Linked DNA regions of Mus musculus: region 2 is linked to region 1. Evidence: chromatin loops called from intact Hi-C (ENCODE). Cell type or tissue: gastrocnemius. All regions are shown on one strand. Links, peaks and the distances in the headings refer to the core of each region. The heading gives the core; the rest is flanking DNA.

What was found. A loop is a pair of places that touch in the nucleus more often than their neighbours do. Peaks named below come from ENCODE experiments on the same cell type or tissue, not always from the same donor. Only the 100,000 strongest peaks of a DNase experiment are listed, where the experiment ranks them.
Region 2: a loop joins it to region 1, with 2.2 times the contacts of the local background. A loop is called at or near these places in 1 of 42 quality-filtered maps.

Annotation. Positions count from the first base shown.
Region 1 is chr2:29,551,305-29,556,940 of GRCm38, reverse strand. No RefSeq gene overlaps it. Among named protein-coding and RNA genes, the nearest start is that of Gm30761, 7.4 kb to the right of the region's middle. In gastrocnemius, for the core only: a CTCF peak has its summit at 2,757 (motif pointing right); a DNase peak (open chromatin) is centred at 2,780.
Region 2 is chr2:29,260,797-29,264,796 of GRCm38, reverse strand. No RefSeq gene overlaps it. Among named protein-coding and RNA genes, the nearest start is that of 6530402F18Rik, 9.8 kb to the right of the region's middle. In gastrocnemius, for the core only: a CTCF peak has its summit at 2,291; DNase peaks (open chromatin) are centred at 1,986 and 2,265; H3K27ac peaks cover 2,178 bases.

The sequences.
Region 1 (5,636 bases), core at 983-4,982:
GTGCGTCTGAAGACAGCTACAGTGTATTCATGTATAATAATAAATAAATCTTTAAAAAAAAAAAAAAAAAAAAAAAAAAACAAAGGTTGGCAGGATGGCTCAGCAGGTGAGGACAGTTGGGGCCATGCCTGATGACTGGCGTCCATCCCCAGGAGCCATATGGTGACAGAAAGGACCGGCTCCCACAAGTTCTCCTCTGACCTCTACACATGCACTAGGGCATACACTCGTGCACCCCTGTAAAAACAAAGTCTAAAATAAGGTAGAGACTAGTTAAGGAAGGCATGCCAGTGCAACCCTGGCCTCTTCACGCTGCCTGCTCAGGAACATATATGCCTTCATACAGGCATGCAACACACATGCACGCACACACACACACACACACACACACACACACACACACACACACGCACACACGGGTGGGGGAGGCAGACAGACTGATAGAGACAGAGACAGAGAAAGACAGAGAGACAGAGACACAAATACACACACACACACACACACACACACACACACACACACACACACACACACACAGAGAGAGAGAGAGAGAGAGAGAGAGAGAGAGAGAGAGAGAGAGAGAGAATACAAGGTCGAGACGCCCCAGAAAAAGTGCTTCACTCTTTGCTCCATGTGCGGTTGAGCCCTGGTTTGTGTATCAGAGTCAATACTTGGGTTGCGTGTCCCCATCCTGCTTGGCTCTCCAGGGATGAGGGTTCCCTGTCTTGGGGTGTAGCCTTAGGCAGGGCCTTAGAACTACAGACTTTGGCTGAAGCATGGAGCAGGATCCAAACTAATAAGAAGCACAAAAACGCATTTGATACTTGTTTGAGATGCTGTTTAGACATGATGACTTAGTACGTGGAGATCAGGCTCCCAAAACCAGCAAGAGTAGAACTGCCCAGAACCGCCCAGAACCGCCTCCTTTCCCTTCCTTCTCTCTCCTCCAGTTTTTGTTGTTGCTGTTGCTTTTTTTTCCTTCTGGAGTCTTGCTACATTGCTCAAGCTGGCTTTGAACTCTTGGCTTCCCAAATACAAGGAACTGTAGGATGCAGGACAGTGCCCATCCTATAGATTTAAAAGAGTAGTGTCTGCCTGTAATGGACTCAGGGTTGGGGGTCAAGGCTGATCGAAGATCCATCCAGTCTTCCTAAAGTGGCCCCACTAGCCACTGTCTGGCTAGGGACAGGTGCTGGGAGGGTGGGGGAGGGGGAACCCGACTCTGCCCCTGACTTTCTGACTGAAGCTTAGCCAGGGGTATTTTTCAAATAATTACGTTGTTCCTTTTTTTCATTTTTGTTTTGGTTGAGAACATTGATTTTTTTTCTCATAGTATAGATTTTTTTTGAAGCTGCAAAAGTAATACATACATCAATGTTTTATTGTTCTCCTCACTTTTCTGTATTTAAGGTTTTTTTTTTTTTCAATATTATGCATGTCTGAGTTGGGCATGGGGGCAGATCTCTGAGTTCAAGGCCAGCCTGGTTTACAGAGTGGATCCCAGGACAACCAGGACTATACAGAGAAACCCTGTCTTGAGGGGAAGAAGTGTGTGTGTGTTTCAAGCTCCCTAAACACACACACACACACATACACACACACACACAAACACACACACACACACACACACACACACACACACACACGAAAGCAGAGAAACACAGAGAAGCTTTCAGCTTTCAGCTTCTCTTTCAGAGGGGCTGGAGTGATGAGCCGTGGTTAAGAATCGTTGCTGCTCTTACGGAGGACCACAGTTCAGTTCCCAGCACCCAGGTAGATCACAACTGCCTATGACTGCAGCTGCAGGGGACCTGAGACTCTCTTCTGGCCTCCGTGGACAGCTGTTGCATATACATCCCCACACCCCCACACAAATGAAAATAAACCTTAAGAAAAGAAGGAAAATAGAAAAGAAAAGGCCAGAAGGCTGGGCATAGTTGTGGGCACCTTTAATCCCCGAACTCAGGAGATAGAAAGAGTGAAGCAGCAAGGGACCGTGAGTTACACCCAGCCTGGCAGCATTTTAAATTTCAGGCCAGTCAGGGCTATGTAGTGAGGCCCTGCCACAAACAAACAAACAAACAAGCAAACAAACAAACTGTACAAAAACAAAAAGGCAAAATAAACGTGAAAAGCTTCATCCCCCAGTCCCTGCATTCAGAGATCAGCTCATAGCCTGTTTTCTAGGCCCACGGCAGCACGAGCAGAGACAGCCTCCCAGAGTTAGCGAGTGTGGGAAGAGCATACAACATCAAACACAACATCAAACTTGTTTGCTTTTCTCAGATGAGATCTCATGTAGCCCAGGCTGGCCCTGAGCTCCTGCTTTCCTGCCTCTAACTCCCCAGTGCTGGGATTATAGGTGTAGACCACCTTGCCAGGCAAAGACGCACATTAACCTTACCTTAGCTCATGTTTTCTTGGCATTAAGCATGTGCACACTGTTGGCACCACCTTCTGTCTCCAGACCACTCTCACTTCCCCATTACTCACTGAGTCACACATCTACCCTCAGCCTCTGGGAGAGGCCATGGGCCGAGCCAGAGACACTTCACTGTGTGGTAACTGTAAGTATCACTGTGTCAAGAGTTGTAGACACCCAAAGCTACTCGATGTCACTGGGAGAAATGAATGTAAATTAAAGCAGAGGCATACCATGCTCATGAACAGGAAGGCTGCATATGCTCTTTACAGTCAATAGGTTTTTCCTTTTTTTAGAAAAATACCTTTATTTTTATGTATGCATGCAGTACCAACAGTAGCCAGAAGGGGGCTCCAGGTCTCCTGGAGCTGGAGTTAAAACCAATCATGAGCTGCCATGTGGGTACGGGGGAAACTGGGTCCTCTACAAAAGCAGCCAGTGCTCTAATCACTGAGCAGCCTTTCCAGCCCCAGGTTTTTCCTAGACTTTGATAAGCTGATTCAGAAAGGAAATGAGAACCAAATAGATCTCAAGGCTGCTGCTGCCACACCACCAGACTCAGACATGTTGTGAGGCCAATGCCACAAGGACATTGAGTGACTGGCAAACTGATCCACAGAACAAGAAGTAAATCCAGACGTAAAGCCCCCCCCCCAATCAACCCACCACTGTCAACTAAAATAGTATCAGCTAGGATAACCTCAGTGTCCTGGAGGCAGACCATCCCTAAACATACCTCAGAGATAAAGATGCCTGTGGAAGGATTAGAGGGTCTGAAAACCAAAGAGAAAACTGATGGGTGGAAATAGCTCAGATAATGGGAAGGTATCTGTGGTGAGACAGCACTAGCCATAGCAGAGAAAAGGTGTGTGGGGGGCTGCAGTGAGGCTGTCCATCAAAAGAGCCCAAAGCAAAAACATGGGGGTGGGGGCGGACAGTTCACAGAGGGAGAGATCCCAGAGTGGGAGCCTGCCTAGAGAAAGGGGCCAGGGGAAAAGGCACATGCCAAGAAAGGGCCCAAGGAGAGAGCCAGAGCGAGCCAGAGAATGACTGGGGGCGGGGGTGGGGAGAGTCAGAGAACATAGGAAGTGGGCCCAGGGAGGCTAGCTCTCAGTCATCCTTCACAAAACATTACGTTTTAGAAGTTAGTAAAAAAGATTTATGGAATGGAATGTTACAACAGGCTCCCAGGAAAAGCAAGTTTCACACCAAGTTGTACATAAAAAACAAACCAGAAACAACTGTCACAGTTACTGTTGTCAACTGGCAGGCTCCGGACTCCCGTCAGATGCAAGCCTCTGGGCGTGCCTGTAAGGGACATATTTATTGTTAATTGAAGTAGGGAGGCACACTCTAAAAGTGGGTGGTGGCAATCCAGGACCAGGGCTCCTAGACAGCTGTGGCTCCTGGGATGCTGCTAAGCCTTATGACCTGGGTTCAATTCCCAGGACCCCCACCCCACCCCATGGTGGAAGGAGGCAACCAGCTTCCACAAGATGCTCTCTGAATCTCCTCCCACCCACATGCTTTGGAAGGCATTGGGTGTGGGTGCTTGCCGCCCCACATGGTAGAAGGAGAGACCGGGACTCCCAACAGTCATCTTTTGATCTCCACTCACCTGCTGTGGCCAATGCACTCACCACCCCCACACATATGTACACACAAATAAATAAATACTTAAAAATTGAACGCAGCCTAGAACTGGGAAAGATGAGCAGCTATTCTTGGCAGCAAGCAAGGACTGAAGAAGGATGCAGGGACTTGACACCCCAACCCCACAGCGGCAGCAGCAATGTAGCCCAGGAGAAGTGCCCACCCACCCACTCACCTCAGATCGATCGCTGGGTGAAAAGTGGACACCTACACGGTAGAATGTCACTCACCCTGGAGAAGAAGGAAAGACGTGATGACATATGCTCCAACACCGGTGAGCATATGTGGACATTGTGCTAAGTGAGAACTAGCCAGTGAGTAAAGGTTAAGCGACAGGTCCATCCAGGCGAGGGACCTTTGAGAGTCAAGTTCAAACAGAGCTGAGGCTGGGAGGAGGGGCTGATGTTTGTGGGAAGCACTGGGGAGAAAGAAGTGTCCTAGAGATGGATGCCAGTGACTGCGGCACAGTGATGGCGCTCTGTGTGCTTCAAGTCACCCAAACCACGCCCTGAAGACAACAAAAGTTATGTAGTTATGCATATTTTAGCATAATAAAAGAATCAAAGAGCCAGTGGAGAAGACTGGTAGAGAGGTCTGAGCAACAGGAGTGCCTGGCTCTGCTCCTTAAAGGGCACTAAAGGAGCCCATGGAACATGGAGGCTGGCCCTGTACCACCCTGTACCCCAGTGATGGAGCCCAGGTGGTGTCCTTCACAGGAAGACAGGGAGGCCAGAGGGCTGGAGAAGTGAAGGATCCAGGCTGAGTGGTTGGAGGCAGCAGCTCAGGAAAGTGATATAAGTGTGTCTTCCTAGGGGGCTAACCCTAGGTGAGCCCTTCAGCTGCCTACACAATCTAAAGCGGCTACAATGTTGCTAGTCACCATGACCTTACCCGGAGCACCTCATACAAGCCACCTCTGATTGGTGGGGAGTCTAGGCAGTCCATGGCTGAACAGAGACATGCTAGCCTGTTCTGTGATCAAGTAATTGCCTAGAGGGCTTTGGAGTACAGCTGAGGTCACATTCTGTGACTCAGTTTCTTTTTCTTTTTCTTTTTCTTTTTCTTTTTCTTTTGTTTCTGTTTACAGCAGTCATTTTTGTTTTGTAGCAATAGCTTATTATTAATGTACCATGGATAGACATAAAAAACCAACATCCCCTGCCCCAGCAAGGAATTTGGAAAAACTTTAACAAACAGAGCAGACTCCCTGGATATGCTCGGGAGTCAGCGATCCTGTGACATGCCATCTCTGCTTTGGTACCCAGGAGACTGTGAGCCTCTTCAAGGATTCCAATGCTTCGGGGAGTCCAGGGTCATTTTGAGAGGGCTCCTTGGATTTCTTCTGCCTGGTGGTCACTCTTGATGAGTAGCAGGATCTGAGTCTTCCCCAAGCCTTGAAGCCAAAAAACCCCCAGCTTCCTCTTCATTTCTCTTTGATGCTGCTTGAAGAACCAGTATCTGATGACTTCTTTCCGCAGTTTGAGTTCCTCAGCCAAGGCCTGCAGAGTTTCCTCCTTAGGGTAACGGTCTGTCTCGAAGCACTTTCTTAGCTTCTGCAACT
Region 2 (4,000 bases), core at 1-4,000, 290 kb after region 1:
CTTTGAACAGTGATAATGAGTTGCTATGAGAATTTTCCTGGATAGATGTGAGCAAGCATCTCTTCACCACAGATAGAGCACTGAAGAGAACAAAGTTTCAGCCCAAGTCTAGATTAGCAAACCAGTGAGTTTTCCTTCAGGAGCTGTTAAAGACAGCTGCATCCATAAAAAGCCCACCACAGCCTGAGAGGACTCATAAAGCCACATCCCTGGTGCTCCCTCCAAGTTCTGCTTGGAGTTCTCCCACCAGTTGTTACTGCTTTTATGACTGCGGGTGGTCCGTGTGAATCCTATAATTTTCAGGAATTTCCTGAGCCCTTTAAGTTTCCTCTAGTTCTGGGGTCTTATAAGCTTCTGTCCTCCCTCCAGAAGGGAATGTTTCAATAGCTACATTACAGGTCTCTGTGCTGTTGTGTGTCTGCTACAGTGACAAAACACCTTCCCTAACACAGCCATCAGTCACATGTCCAATACACGCGCCTATGAGGGACATTTCTCAGGTGGAACACTATTTCAAAGCACCATAGTCACATTCAGAAAATTTATGGTGTATTTCACATTGGCTAATTTTCTCAATATCGATTTTTTTCAAAACAATTTACATTATTTGTTTTGTGTGGTGGGGTCAGAGGACAACTTGTGGGAATTAGTTCTCCCCTCATGTGAAGCTGGGTGGAAATCAAACTCCATCAGCAAGCGCCTTAGTCCACTGAACCATCTTCCTGGCCCTCAACACTAATCTTTTCAACAATTTTGTTTTTCTCTTGACCTCTGAGGACCCAATCTAAGGCCTGCATTTTGTCCAGTTGAGCCTCTTTAAGCCTCTTTGGTGCAGACTAGCTCTTCACACCGAGAGACATGGCCCGGGAAATGTGTACTGAGGAGATCTCGTAGGAGCATCCGAGGGCATCCTCACACACAGATGGCTGCTGCCACTCCGTGACTCCAGGTGGGCTCTTGATGCTTAGGCCTGAAGCTGTTGGTGTAAGCCTCAAGATGTTTTGTAGTGACTATATTTCATGAATAGAAGTACTCTCTAAGATAACAAGAATCATACAATGTTATAAGTTGTAGAGGGCAGGTCAAGAAGGGAAGCCAAGATTAATTAATAAATAAAAAGATGAAAAGAAAGCTAGGTGTGGCCATGCACACCTTTAATCCCAGCATTCAGGAGGTAAAGGATGTGGATTCGGTGCCTGCCTGGTCTATACAGTGAGTTCAAAGCCAGCCTGAGCTACCTAGTAATACCCTGTAGGCTCCAAAAAGAGAAAAGAAAAAAGATGAAGAAGAAGAAGAAGAAGAAGGAGAAGGAGAAGGAGAAGGAGAAGGAGAAGGAGAAGGAGAAGGAGAAGGAGAAGGAGAAGGAGAAGGAGAAGAAGAAGAAGAAGAAGAAGAAGAAGAAGAAGAAGAAGAAGAAGAAGAAGAAGAAGAAGAAGAAGAAGAAGAAGTTATTAGCAGACATTATATAATTTTTAAAAGGATAGTATAATAAATCAAGTATGGTGTATATACCTGTAATCCCAGAACTTGGGAGTCTGAGGCAAGAGAATTACCATGAGCTCAAGGCTAACCTGGGCTACATCATGAGTTGTATGCTCGCCTAGGATGCATGAGACCCTGCCTCAAAAGAGAAAAAAGAGAAGGGGGAGAATGGAGGAAATTAATTTGGGAGAAGCCATGGGGTAATATGCCAGCCACAGCCTTCATCTATATCTTCGTGGGAGTCCTGGAGAACTGACATAGCTCAGAAAGAACCTCGACTAAACAGCAGTGAGGATTTGAACTCAGCTCTCTCTGTCCCACTATCAGTCATCAACCACAAGATCCAATTCACTCTCCAGGCTGAGATTCTCACAGCCCTGGTACCGTCTGACACATCAGAGTGGAGAAAGCCAGATGGGATGGCCAGATAGGCTCTTGGCCACTCTACCTGGGGGCTCCTGTGCCCAGGAGGTGGGGTCCTCTTGGAGGGCAGCCAGCACCCTTCTGCCACTCACCGAGGAAGCACTAACCCTGGGGCTCCACTTTAATGAGGGGTCCAGCTGGTGGGAGCTTTTATTTTAGCAAAGTGTGAATGCTGTTGCCATGAGACACAGCCTGGTGTCCAGGGAGCAGGAATCACCAGGAAGGGAAGCCACTGCGATGATGCTTTTCCCTTTATCCGAATTCAGTTTCCCTCTGAGAGCGGCTTCATTTCAGTCTGCATGGAAAATTGGCACGCCTTCATTAGTGAGAGGCAAGGCAATCTCACACGGTCTCCCTTTCCCCTTCCATGTGTGCACACACTGCCCCTCCTGGGCAGGGAGGGAAGGAAATGGAGGTCTTCCCACTGTGGGTGAAAATAGCATCCCAGTATAGAGTAGATGGGAAGGGCCCAGTGTATAGATCACCAGACCCTTGTTCTCAACAGGGAAGGGTCCGCAAAGTTCTCTCCTGGGTTCCTGCGGAGGCTTGGCTTAGAAAATTTTGAAGAAAAGTGGGACTTGAACCCCAAGAGGATATGGTATGGTGAACATCCCTGAAGTCACTTGTGAGGCAGGCCACATATGCAGGATTCTGAGTCTACAGGCTGGGCTCCGTTTCTAACTGGCTAGATGACTTGGGGCCAGGGGCTGTGGTTTAGATTGTTGAGCACTTGTCTAGCTAGCACAAATCCCAAAGTCCAGTCCTCAGATCTTCATAAACCAGGCCTGTTGTCAGTGGTCTGGGTATGGCATTGCTCATGAGTATGAGTGCAAGTGGCACGCACATGGCCTTTCTGTGTCCTGGAAGAACAACGTATAGATTTCAGAGCTGGGGTTGTGGGTGCCATGTTAGCTTGAAGATAGTTGATAGTCTGGACAACTATCCAGGAGAAATGAGTTGTCTGACAATAGGGAGACCTGGATGGACATTTGATCTTAAGCATTCCAGTTGTCAGCATAGTTGTTGGGCCCAGGTCTACACTCAGCTAGCCTGGCCGAGCCTTCCCATAGGAAGCTGGCTGTCCAGCAACACATGGAGAAGGAGCAGCTACAGCCAGAACACCACAGCACAGTGGGACAGGGTGCCGGTTGGAGACACATAGAACCAAGCTGTGCAGAGGTCACATCTGACTAGCTGCTGCCTCACCACCCATCCAAGAGTCAGTCCTAGGGCAGGTTTGGTCAGTGTCCTTCATAGCCGCTCTCCAGGGTAAGACCCATGGCACAGGACAAGCAGGTATTTGTTGCACACCAGCAGTGCCCTTGACAGTCACAGTCTGTTTCACATTGTTCTGTCTCCTTCTTAGGATGAGGAAATTCAAAGTGGTGACTTCCTCACTCAGGCCACCTAGTAAATCAGTGCGGGACTGGTAATCTCTCAGTTCTCACCCTCCCCCATCCCTCCTGTCTTTCAAGACACACACACACACACACTTTGCATCAGCACCTGCTACTTTCCATAGATGCTGACAGGAAAGGGCAGGTGGAAAGGGGGCGGGGCAGGTCAGGAGTCAAGAATATCTACCGTGCTCTCTGTGCATCTTAGGCTGCAACTCAAGAGCCCCCTGATTCAGCCGGGTATTAATAGCCCTGGCCGGTCTGGGAGGCTGGCTCTGCCAGGGCTATGAAGTGGGGCTCCGTCAGACTCCTGGTGGCTACCCAGCAGCCTTTGCACCCACTGCACTAACCTTGTCTGTGTCTCCACTCAGGGGCGTGCCTCTGAAGCTCTGTGCTCTTTGAACTGATACAGGTTTGATTCTCGAGCCCTAACACAGAGCCTGGCATACATACAGTCCTCACTGTGCTGCAATGTTAGACTTCTCTGTATATCTATTTATTGGTACAGGATGCCAAAGGAGCTGCAGCCTTGTGTGTGGATGGCTGGTGACAATGGATTCTTTCTGCAAAATGTCCCGTGGCACCTGGCTGAGGAGTTCTAGTCTCGCCCTCGGGTTCCTGAGCCCTCATAGGCATGTAGTGGTCTCACGGTGTATGCTTGGCCATTGAGCCCTGAAAGACATTTCTGGAGCCCTTTC